Regions from separate parts of the Homo sapiens genome. Here all the other regions are linked to region 1. A link is a loop called in an ENCODE intact Hi-C map of the cell type or tissue named here. Cell type or tissue: PC-9. All regions are shown on one strand.

Region 1 (4,000 bases):
TTTTCCAGTGGTTTTTGAGTTAGCCATGTTTTGTCTTCTTGGGAGGGGAGACACAGACTCTTGTCCTTCATGGTGTTAGTATTTAAGCCCAGGGTTTCTGTAGAGCAATTAAGTTGACTCAATGCATTTCCCAGCATAAATGGTATATTCTATTATTTTCTCCTGTCTGCTCCTTCCCTAAAGGCAGATAAACAAATGATAATAAAAAGCAAAATCAACATTTCCCTCTATAAGGGTAGAGCTGCCCAGTTAGCCACAGATGTTAGAACCTGATCAAACAAGATTCAAGTGAACCAACAGAGAGAGAACCCAAAAGCAAGTTCTGGTGCTTTCAGTTAATCCCACCCCATAATGCCATCTTAGCAGGCTGCTCTGGGAACCCAGGCGCTCTTAGAGAAAGAAGCATGTCGCCTGGCAGGTGCCTCTGGTGTGGCCTGAGACCCATTCTCAAGGAAACCAGGAGGGAATGATGAGCAGAGACTGTGTCAAACGACATAAGTTCTGGTTGGGGTGAGGGGGAGGCATAGCAGGGCTCAAGACTTTGGTGGAAGAGGGCTGAGATTACAGGAGGACCCTGTGCATTGTGTCACTGCAGAAACAACGGGCAATTATGTCTATGAAATGGGTATCTCTGAATCCCAGAGTTTTGTCCCCTCACCCCCCGCTCTTTTCAGTTTTACTCTTGCTTTTGTCTCACTTTATCTCAGTAACTATAAAAGCAACAGACTTCCATTAGGAAAAAAAAAAAAAAAAACCACCGCACAGAAATTTGATAATGAAGCTACACATACAAACATTCTTCTGTGAGTGAGAGATGATCTCTCTCATTTGTATACCAGCCCCACATGGCAGATTTATGCTGATAACCCTGTATTACAAATAAGGGAGAGATTGAGTGACTGGCCTAAGGCTACCTAGCTAATAGATGGTACACTTGGGCCTGAACACAGTCAAAACCCAGACTCCATCCAGAGGCCGCTTTTAATGTGTCATCTAAATCCACTCTTTTTTCTGAAGATCATCATATATACTGTTTAATACTCTCTTTTTTGGCTTACTATTTATTTGTAAGCACCTTTCTATGCTATTGGAAGTTCTGCATCACCAGGATGTTTAACAGCAGTGTGGAGCTGCCTCCTGTGATGTCCTATCTTCCTAATGTGGGCCTCTGAGGTTGTTTCCAATTTTTCTCTAATATGAGATGCTGCTGCATTGTTTAAATTGGGATCTGTGAGTCATTGTTTGGTTTGGTTTGATTTGATCAGAGCCAGCACAGCTGCTGACTGATGAGGGCCCAGGGACCTTTTCCAGCCTGGGGCGTTGGTGTCCAGGTGTCCCAGGCTGTGAGTGCCAACTCCCCCCGCACCATGCCCTGGAGGTCCCAGCGATTAGAGCTGGACAGCCTGCCTCTTTGATATAGAATTTTCTCATTTCATAAAGTTTCTCCAAGAAAAATGCCTTTGTTGAGCCAAATGGGGAAAGGAACTCGGTCCCATCAAATCTCCAGGAAGCTCAGCTTAGTGCAGTGGGGGCAGTGGTTGCTGCAGCCAGAGAGCTGGGGATAGCTGATCCAGCAAGATGGGAGGTAGGGAAACTTGGAGGGCTGTGTTGGAGTTGCACAGCTGGTGTGAACAAACCAGACAAGTGAAACTAGAAGCACCCTATTTCTGACCCATAGGGGAAGACCCTGAAATTTATTGAGCACCTGCTGTATGCTGACATCATGCTCGGGACTTCACACACCTCATTTCATCCTTCTGGCGGCCTCATCTACAAGCTAGGGGTTCTTATTCCCATTCTATAAATGAGTTATTCCAGAATTGATGTTGCAGACGGGGCCCCTGCTACCTCAAGCATCCAGAAGTGAATTGACTGGTAATGAAAACAATTTGCCCTTTTCATTCCGGCCAACCGGAGGATATGCAAAAAGGAGAGCAAAATATCATCTCAAGTCTGCGAAAATGCACTGTTCCCTGTAAACACAGCTATGCAACCTCTCAAAAGAATGTTCCAGCAGGAGGAAGGCTCAGGACTGTGATTGAATAAGAATAATATTGGGAGTGCATTCACTTCTCTGCTTCTGCCTGGGGCCAAATAGACAATGAAACTTACCTTCTTTATGTTTCAACTAATTAAACCCAAGCATTTGGCTGCCCCCTCACTGCAAAGGTGGCTGAGGGGAAACCCAGGAGGCTCTGAAAGCCTTACTTGCCTGGCTGTTGCTTGTAATTGATGTTTCCTCTTTCATCATGTTTCATTTCATTCTGAAAGCTAACTGTGGGAACAAAATAGTCTCAGGTGTCTGGAGGCACAGGAGCCTCTTTCCCAGTGAGTCAGCCAGGCTCCTCTGGGAGAATCACTTGGGGAGGAGGAAAAAACACCACAAACCTGCAAACCTAATGCTCAAGTCAAGCCAAAATGGGAGCTGAGTTTTTTCCTTAGGACAAGGGAGGTGTACTGGGGTCACCCAACACCACCTTCAGGTAGGATAATTCACTGGCATGAGTCACAGGCGTTGGCACAGGAATGCGGTAGTACTCACAGCTATGACTGATCACAGTGGTGGAACACAATGCTAAGTCAGCAAAGGAAAAAGGTGCAGGGGTGAAGTCCAGAGGAAACCAGGGGCAAGCTCCAAAGAACTCTTCTAGCAGAGCCTCACGGGACGCGCTTCATCCCCACAGCAACGAGTTGTGACAACTCTTGTGAAATTTGTCTAACAAGGAAACTCATTAGAGACTTGGAGTCCAGGGTTTTTCTCGGGGGGTGGTCACATAGGCACTCTCTGCTTGGCAAGCAGAAAATTCCAGATTCCCAGAAAGAAAGCAGATATAAACCACACTGAGACAGCATAAACCACACTGTTTGCACAGTTTAGGTACACTGAGTCACTCTTACCAGATCTGGGAACGGTGGCAACCCTTCCAACATCCAAGTTCCCAGATGCAAGCCCGGGACTTACCCTGCAGCAGGCTTTTCTAGGAAGAGAAGTCTCAGGCGTGCTGTGAGAGCTCTTTTCTACACAGGAGGCCTTACCTCGGGGAGCCAGGCGACATTAGGTAGCACTGCTGGGATTGTGGAATTTTGTTCTTGTGGGGCCCTAACTTCAGAGGGCCTGGTTCAACAATGGGTACTTTTTTAAGGACTTCTGGACTGCGTTCTTCCCTGTGCCAGTGTGTTCAGTGGTGCAGACTGTCTTTATAAAGCCCTAAGGCATTGTGGCATGACTTCCTCTCTTATGCAATGGTGTGTGTACTCTGGCCCAGCTACCAAGTGTTACTTCCGTGTATTTTTACAGGACTCCTGAGAATCGTTCCAAGTGAGTTCACGGGAGGCTCTGTGTGAATCAGTAAGGCACATTAATATTGTTAAACGGGCTACGAGGTAATTTGCCTCCCATTGTCTGGCAATTTCTTTTATTATTTGGAGATGCTCTAAGCCAGTCTTGGCTGGGAATTGCAGAGTTCAATTTTATGTCCAGAGGCTTGGTCCCCAGGTTCCTGGCCTGGGAGATAATGGTAAGTGATTCATGGATTCTTGAATCTGACAAATAAATGAGCCTAGGCCCCTTATTTTACAAATATAGCAGTAAAAATATCAACAACACTACCACCAACCACCCCAATTTCCGGTTTTTATTGTGTACTTCATATCGACCCAGCACTGTGCTGTATCTTCATTCTCTCATTAAATCTTCACAGTAACTCTTCAAGGAGGGCAATGATTTAACAGATGAGGAACCTGAGGCGCAGAGAGGTTAAGTAACTTACTCAAGGTCACCCAGCAAAGAAGTGGCAGAGCTGAGAGTGGAAAAAAGCCAATTCCAACTACCTTTAACATTGACAGCACTTCCAGAGAGGCACACAGATTGCTTAAGATCACCCAAGGCCACAGAAAGACTCAGTGATGCAAGCAAGTGTTAAATCCAGAACTCTTGGCTCTTTCTTAAGCTTCCTTTGCTTTAACCATGTAGCCTTTTATTCAGTTGTTTGCAGTTTAG
Region 2 (4,000 bases), 83 kb after region 1:
CAAAGGTCTTATTTCCAAGTAAGTTCACATTCACAGCTACCAGGGGTTAGGACTTCAGCATATGTTTATGAAGACACAATTCAACCCACAACAGAAGGTTATAGCATTTTGTACCCTCTGCCAGGCTAAAGATGAAAGGGAGAGGGAGAATGTAGCAAGTACCCCACAGTGATAGCATGTATATTCATAATGCTCCTTGCTCATCAAGAGCCAGATACCGTTCTGAGGACTTTGTGTGTGCCAACATCGAACACTGGTTACACCACCAATGCTATTATGTTTATTTTACAGACAAGGAAACTCAGGCATGGAAACATTAAATACTTCACCTGGTATCATACTAGATAGAAAATGGTGCAGCCAGGATTTGTTTGTGAGCACCCATTGGCCCCGAAACAATGTGTGTTTGCATTGGTGAGCACCAATTGGCCCAAGACAATGTGTGTTTGCATTGGTGAACACCCACTGGTCCTGAGACAATGTGTGTTTGCATTAGTGAGCACCCATTGGCCCTGAGACAATGTGAAGCCCAGGTTTCTCCAGCTCCAAGACCTGCCCTCTCCCACTGTACCACAACGTCCCTTAAGTGGCTCTTGCTCAGGGGGCACTCCCAGGTGTGGGCTCAGCAGGTGTACAGACACCTGGAGGGGTCTCCAGGCCAGGATGGCACCTGTGCTAACAGCGTGGCTCTCTGAGGACCCCAAGGGAGGCTGGCGGGCTCCATCTCATCTGCTTGCAGTCGTATGTGGGCCACCCCCAGATGCATCAGTGTCTGTCACTCTGCTGTGCTCTGAAGGTGTCTGAGGACCATGGGGAGCCTGCCATTGGAAAATCACACCATGCCCGGAACAGTAGGGAGAACACCGAACAGATACTGGCCCCCCTGCTGATGCAATTTGGTTGACATCTAGCATAATTTTCCTCTGTTCCTGTTTGCTCAGCCCTCCCCCGCTTCTGTGTTTATAACATGCTCCTTCTCCTTCCCTGTCACCTGAGTCTTGATTTTTACTATTTCATTCAAAACACATGGGTTGGATGTACATTCTATGCAAGGCTCAACAGAGAGGAAATAAAATAACAATAATTGTTTATTGAACACAAATTATGTGCCAACACTTAACACACATTGATTTTATTCCCCAAAACAACCTCATAGGTAGGTTTTATTATTTCTGTTTCATGGAAGAACAAGCATGGGGCGGGCAGAATAGGTAACTAGTCTGGGGTCTTTTAGCAGAGACAGGGCTGGGTGTGAAGCCCAGGTTGCTCCGACTCCAAGGCCCACCCCTTTCCACAGTAACACAGCATCCCTTAAATGGCCCCTGGTCAGGGGGCGCTCCCAGGGGTGGGCACAGCAGGTGTGCAGACAGAACGCCCCAGACAAGAGTGAAAGTGCACAAGAGAGACAGACACAGGTGCAAGAGCGACCCGGATGAGAGGGTAACAGTGATTAGCCATCATGGGGGCAGGGAAGGTCTCCAAAAGATGTAACTGCTGAGGGGATCCTCGGAAAAGGATGTCCTAGGCAGGCAACAAAGTGGCAGGGTGTTCTGGACACAAGGAACAGCACGAGCAGGGCACAGAGGCAAGGCCATGGGGGTATGTGGAATGGAGGACGAGTGCCTTTTCCAGGGCAGCAGCCAAGAGAGATGGGGGGAGCCTCCAGATGCCACAGGGACCGTGGGAGGAGGCTCTGCATGGCAGATGAGAATTTGGACTGGATCCTGCTGGCAAGGGCAAGACAGCACAGATTTGTGTGCAGAAGAGTGGCCCAATCATCTTCCTGGGGATTAGCCTGGGGATAATGAGCCCAGTGGGGAGAGGCTGAGGCCTGAACTAAGGCAGGCCTGGGCTCAGGCAGAGAGGAGCACATGGACTGTAGACGCTGAAGGGGCTTAGTCACTAGATCAGACAAATCAGACACGGAAGGCAGTGTCTGGGTTATGTGACCACAGGCATCCAGTTTAGGTGACTTTGTGATTGTTGTCAGGTGCCCCCAAAGCCTGAGTCAAGGTTTTGAAGATGGGAAGTTTATTTGAGAGGTGACTCGAGGAAGCACCACTTGCCCAGCTGGGAAATGGGACAGGGAAATGGAGGATGCAATTGAGGAAGCACCACTTCTCCAGCTGGGAAATGGGACAGGGAAGGAGAGGGTACAATTGAGGAAGCATCACTTCCCCAGCTGGGAAATGGCACAGGGAAGTGGAGGAGGCATTGAGGTTCAATAATGAGCAGGTGTCAGCTGTGGGCAACTGGGACCCCACCCACCCAGTCACCTCTGGGGGACAGCGTAGGACTCACTCAGGTGTCTGTGAGGAAGCTAGGTATACCTCTGTTAACATCAGCTTTGTCTTAACCGAGGGCTGCTCCTGGGGGTGTTAACTGCTGAGGGCTGAGCACACACCTGTGCCCAGGGAAAGCCGCAGGCGGAGAGGCACGGGTGCTGGGTGTAGGAAGCTGTCCATGTGCAGGAGAGACATGGGTGGCATGCAGTGCCGGCTACAGGGACACAAGGAACACGTCAGCAAATTGAAGCACCAGGTTCTGTCTTTGTTCCTTGTTGGTCATAAGATAATGAGGCTGGACCAGAGGATGGGACAATCTGGGTTGTTTTTCTTTTTTTAATCACCATATGCCCAGCTCCCAAGCCCCATGCCTGGCACCTTCAGGGGTCTCAGAACTATAGGTCTTGCCACCCCCTGTGACCTGTGGGCAGGAACTTCATCTCCGTGCAAACACTCAAGGCCCTCCTCGGCTTGCTCCTCCCTTGTCGTCCAGCCAGGAAAGCATCAGAGAAGGCTTCCTGGAGGTGTCTGAGATAAGGCTGAAAGAACGAGGCAAGTAGCCAGGTGCAGAAAGGTCAAAAGAACATTCCAGATTGAGGAAAGAGCCAGATATGCAGATGAATGTGTCAGGTTCCAGCCCCAACTGAGGCCCAAGGAGGGTGGATGGATGGACAGGTAGCTGAAAAAACAGACGGGGGGCCGTAAGCAGGTGAATATGGTTTTACTCAGCAGCTCTCTCATCAGCAGCTCTCATACACTGTCCGTTCTGTCTCAGCTGCTTGAGCCAGCTGCTCCCACGCTCAGCTGCACGGCCAGCTCTCCCTTGCCTTCAGGGTCAGCAGCTTAACTCTTTCTCTCTCTGGGCACAAGCGTGAGCCGTGCCATGCCGTGCTGTGCCGAACCCTGCCCTGGCTCCCCTCTGTCCATCTGCAAAATGGACGGCTCTGGTTATCCCTCTCCTCTCTTTCTCTGGGTGCCAGCAGCTGCACAAGAGTCATGTGGAGCCATGCCCAAGAGCCCCCGTACAGTGTCAGCAGGGCAGTTATACCTTCCCAAACAATAGTGGCTCCAAGCCAAGTATGAACTTACACAAACAGGTTATATAACAAGTGGAGTATGCACCTGTGCACCTAAACTCACTGAGTCATTCTGGCCTGGATGTTTGCCTCGGCCTATTCCTTGACCAAAGCACATCCATGTACCTTACAGAATGTCTCTTGCTTTTCCCTAGTGCCAGGAATAGGAGACAACTTTCCATCCTTCTGCCTCCTGCCCAGAGTGCCCCTGCCTTCTCTGGCAGCCTGAAATGCCCCCTCCTTGGTGCCCCCTCAGGACTCCAGCTCAGTCTTCTATGTTTGCTATTTTCAAAAGAATATCTGTGAGCCCTCAGCCAGAAAGGGTGCATGTGGAATAGGGAGGACTCCAAGCCCAAATCCCAACAGGCCGTTGTTAGGAGTGATTGAAAATAGTGAGGGAGTCATGGAGGGGTGGGGGGCGGACTTACCTGGCAGTTAGGGAAATAGAAGGCTGGTGCGCTTGGGCCAGGGTCCTGCAGGGCACTGAAGAGGCAGGGGCTGAAGGGTGTGGGAGGCGCCGGCAGGTAACTCCTTGGTGCAGGTTTGGGTTCTCCTGGAAGCAGGTCTGAGAACGAGTTAGGAGAGCAGAAGTTTCAATGGAGAATAACACATGGAAAGTGACAAGGATGGGAGAAGAAC
Region 3 (4,000 bases), 99 kb before region 1:
TTTTTGCTGTCATTCAGCCTTGGCCTTAGTTGTAGTCACCAGTGAACATAAGGGCCCTGGCCAGTTATATTTGCACAGGTCAGTTACAGCAGTAACAGCTTTCAGCCTCTGTTGCTTGCAGGAACTTGGAGTATTTACAAAGCCAGTGCCCTGACTGGAAGCTCACGCTCACTTGGCCTGGGTGGACCATGGAGGACGCCTGAGACTTTCTCTGGGGTTCCCGGGGACAGTTGGCAGCTAAAGGAGGGCACAGCAGGCCCCTTCATCAGTGTTGTGTCGTCATCTGCTGAAATGTTTTTTGCTTGGGCAGGTATCTCCAACCTTCTAGCATGTTCCATCAGGTTCACTGTGGGCCAGGAGCTGAGATACCAGTGGCAAGCCTTGAGACCCAAGCCCCAGGACCCAGGGTCATCACAGCCTACCTGTAAATTGGAGTAGTGACCTCTGGCCCCTCCGTCACCCACCTGAGACTGGGAGGACATAGGAAAGTAAGAGAGCTTTGAGGGGCTCAGGGCTCACTAATTGTAAATGTTGCTGCCTGGGGCATAACAGAGTTACGGAAATGTCGCTTCTGTGTGCTTGTTTGCATGACCTGTGTATTATAGCGAGTCTCAAAGGCGGCACAGACATTGTACAGGTGCCGGGGGGGAGTATGTTTAGGTTTGCCATTCAACAGGATTCTCAGAAAAAGACCAGCTATTCCTGGGCAGGATGCCTCAGTGCACAGGTGGGAGGTGGGGGCTGGTGGGACCTGAGCATAGTGTGACAGAGTAGAATGGCCTCCCGGGTCAAGTCCAAAGCTTCTGCTTCAAATGGGCACCACTGGGCCTTGAACCAGGCCCTGTGTTGGCAGGGCTGGGTGCTGTTACATGCTGTCACTTGCCGAAGTCCGTGGGTCCTGGGTCTGCTCGCGTGTGTGACTCCTTGATTGCTGGCTGGTGTCCTTCATGTCCTCAGAGGCCCCCGGACTCCTCCAGGGGTGGTGGCAGAATTCTGGGGCTTGTCTCGAGGTCTTATCCCAGCCCCAGCTCTGGCCCTCACAGGCCCTAGCCCCCAGGTGTGGAGGCCACTGGGGAAGGGGTCTGGGGCCAGCAAGGTAGAGGGGCTGCACCTGTTCTATCCTCAAGGGTTGGGGTGAGGGGCCATGGGTTGGGGTAGTCAGCCCAAGGAGTGGCTGGCAACGTCAGGGCGGCAGCAGGGTAGCGACGAGTGGGCTGAAGCCTGGAGGGAGCTCAGGAAGGGTGGGTTGCAAGCCGGACCGTGAGGTAATCAGGGTCGGGATTTGAAGACTACCGGCTTGGTGGAGGGTGGAGATGCATTCCAAAGCAGTTATCGCTCTTCCCAGGAAGAACAGGAGGACTGCATTGAAAATGGTGGAGGTAAAAGAGAAGATGGGTTGGGAGTTGGCAAGGAAAACTGGGCAGGCCTGTGGTGAGGACTGAACGGCAGCCTCCCACTGCCAGAGCTGGCCCAGCCTGCAGCAGCATGAGAAGAAAGCCTGGGAGGAGGGGTGTCCCTGAGTGGGCAACTCCAAGGCTGCTCATGGTGGTCTCCCCCAGGCCCCCAGGGAGATGGGGAGACAGAACTTTTGCCTACAGTAGCACTGGGGCTCCTGGAATTGGCTTCCTGCCCTCCCTGTCTCGTTTTCCCCATTCCAGAGTTTTTCCCCAAATAAGCTTCTCAACCCCCAATCTCATTCTTCTTCCCCAAGATGGAAGGAGGGGGAGGAGGCTGGGGGGAGAGGGGCACACTGAGGGTGTCAAGGTGCCATCTCGACCCAGCTGATGGGGACAGAGCCTCACAGGCCGAGTGACACGTGGGGGTGTGAGGTATCTTTCTGGGTGTAGTAAGCAGCCTCCCTCTGCGAGCTGAGGAGCTGGGGAGGAGGCTGCTCTGACTCAGATGTAAGTCATTATCTGCAGTTTGGAGTATCTCAGCCCCCACCGCTGACCCAGTTGTATTTAGAATACAAACGAGAGTGAGTGATTCATCAGCTGGCAGGATTCTGTTGCCCTTTGGGGTTTTTACACACAGCCCTGACCATTTAGGGGAAGGAATTTTTAGGGGCAGAACTTCCTCTCATGCCCCTGCCCAGGCATCTTCCATCTCTGGATGCCCTCCCCAGCGGAAGGCCCATGGGAGCCCCACCCTTTCTACGGCAGCACGGCCTGGGGAGGAGGTCGTCCAGGCTGGGAGAGCCCACGAGGCCATCTGTCTGGCGGGATGGGCAGGTGCCCCTGTATGTGAGCGTGAGACCTCCCCCATCCCCAGTCAGCTGTGAGTGTACACCGAACAGGGTCTTGGAGGGGCTGCCTGTTAAGTGGATCATTTTCTTGCCAGGTGCTTTGGGTAGGGATGTGTCAGTGTCAGAATATGAAGGACTAATTGGAGTGGGAGAGGGTTGGATTGGGCAGACATTTAATAAATAGCCAGCATCTTAGTTTTATTGAGGTGTACTTTAGATACAGTAGAATTTGTCTGTATTCAGTGTGTGGCTTGGATCTTGACAGATGACCTATATAGTCCCATAAGCACCACCCCTGTCATGACAGAACATTCCTGTCACTCCGGAGGGTGCCCCCCGCCCCCGCCACCCCTTCCACCCTCACCCCCAGCAGCTGCTTATCTGCTTTCTGTCATTGGGGTTGCCTTTTCTAAAATCTTCTTTCATATGAAGTGAGAGGCAATGTGTAGTCTTTTCTGTCTGGCTTTTTCACTTTGCATAACATGTTGGCGATTGATAGCTGGTGTTGAGTGCATTTGCACTTTGTTCCTTTCTATCACTAAGCAGTGCGGTGTGTTGCCTGTTTCTCTGTTCACCTGTTGATGGATATTTGGGTATTTCCAGTTTTTGGCCATTGCAAAGAAAGCTTCTGTGAACATTGCTCCTGTGTCTTTTGGTGGACACATGCTTCCATTTCTCCAGGGCAGATACCTAGGAGTGGGGTTGCTGGTGTTTGGTGTGAGTAGTGTCTGTTTAGGTTTATAAATAACCTGCCCAACTCTTTTCCAACTGTACCATTTTGCATTTCCACCAGCAGTGTGAACATTCCAGTGTCCCCACCCCTCTACCCTTGCCAGCACTTGGTGATGTCAGTCTTTTCTTTTTATTGATTCTAGTGAGTATGGAGTGGTATTCTGTTGTAGTTTTGACTTGCATTTCCCAAGACTAATGACACTGAGCGCTTTTTCATGTGCTTACTTGTCATTCGTAGTATCTTCTTTGGATAGACACCTTGATACATTCTAATTTCACTGGCGAACGATTATCCCAAAATGGATTAATTTATGACTGGTGTCTATTATATCACATAATGCTGTGTTAAGTCTTAGGGATGAAAGAGAAGGTCTGTGTGTACTTCTTTTTTTCTCCCCCAAACCACTTATTGAGATGGCTAGTGAGATAAAGGTCATGTTAAGCAGGGCACAGCAGAGTTGGAGGAGATGGACAGGAATGCTAGGGACTATGATGTGTGTTGTGCCATCCCGGTGGACATGTTAAATGATCTGGAAGCACAGAAGAGTTGATACGGATAGCTTGGGCCATACTTGGAGGCTTCATGGAGGAGGGAACGCTTCCGTTAGGCCTGATGGGTGAGTGGGTGTCCGTAGGCAGGGAGAGGTGCTGGCCAAGGGCACAGACTACACACAGACGTGGAGCTTAAACAGGATGGCAGAAGGTGGGCAGGAATCAGGGTCTGTACTTCTGTGGTCTCAGTCTCGTGAGATGGGGGCCCCTCAGGTCTTGAGGAGGGGTCTAAGGGAGATGAGGGGTGGGGTGGCAGCAGGTGGGGTCATGCTAGGGGTGCCCGGGCACCCTCACAGGAGTCTGGTGTGTCCTAAGCCTCAAGCTGGCGGGAAGCTGCCTCTTTCAAAGAGCACTTGGTTTGTAAAAAGCTGACAGTAGGTAGCAGAGATTAGATGGCCATGTCTTTATTCCCTCCTGAAAGAAAGCTTCACTGTGGAGACAGATTGAGAGCAGCCCAGTGTGTGTGTGTGT

What was found. Peaks named below come from ENCODE experiments on the same cell type or tissue, not always from the same donor. Only the 100,000 strongest peaks of a DNase experiment are listed, where the experiment ranks them.
Region 2: a loop joins it to region 1, with 3 times the contacts of the local background. A loop is called at or near these places in 16 of 110 quality-filtered maps.
Region 3: it touches region 1 in a loop (3-fold over the local background); 29 of 110 quality-filtered maps call a loop at or near these places.

The regions. Positions count from the first base shown.
Region 1 is chr4:10,005,655-10,009,654 of GRCh38, reverse strand. All of the region lies in intron 2 of SLC2A9 (solute carrier family 2 member 9), which reads left to right. It overlaps LOC124900664 (a long non-coding RNA gene), which reads right to left and starts at 3,175. Exons shown (of 2, transcript XR_007058026.1): 1 at 2,963-3,175; 2 at 1-97. RefSeq lists enhancers at 1,982-2,031, 2,312-2,661, 2,521-3,720. In PC-9, no CTCF peak of the experiment used is centred here; DNase peaks (open chromatin) are centred at 1,274, 2,464 and 3,244; H3K4me3 peaks cover 1,993 bases; H3K27ac peaks cover 4,000 bases.
Region 2 is chr4:9,922,740-9,926,739 of GRCh38, reverse strand. The region is part of intron 6 of SLC2A9 (solute carrier family 2 member 9); the gene reads left to right. Among named protein-coding and RNA genes, the nearest start is that of SLC2A9-AS1, 63 kb to the left of the region's middle. In PC-9, no CTCF peak of the experiment used is centred here; a DNase peak (open chromatin) is centred at 1,929.
Region 3 is chr4:10,104,706-10,108,705 of GRCh38, reverse strand. The region is part of intron 2 of WDR1 (WD repeat domain 1); the gene reads left to right. Among named protein-coding and RNA genes, the nearest start is that of WDR1, 10 kb to the left of the region's middle. RefSeq lists an enhancer at 508-1,239 and a silencer at 1,850-1,899. In PC-9, no CTCF peak of the experiment used is centred here; a DNase peak (open chromatin) is centred at 1,985; H3K4me3 peaks cover 357 bases; H3K27ac peaks cover 2,079 bases.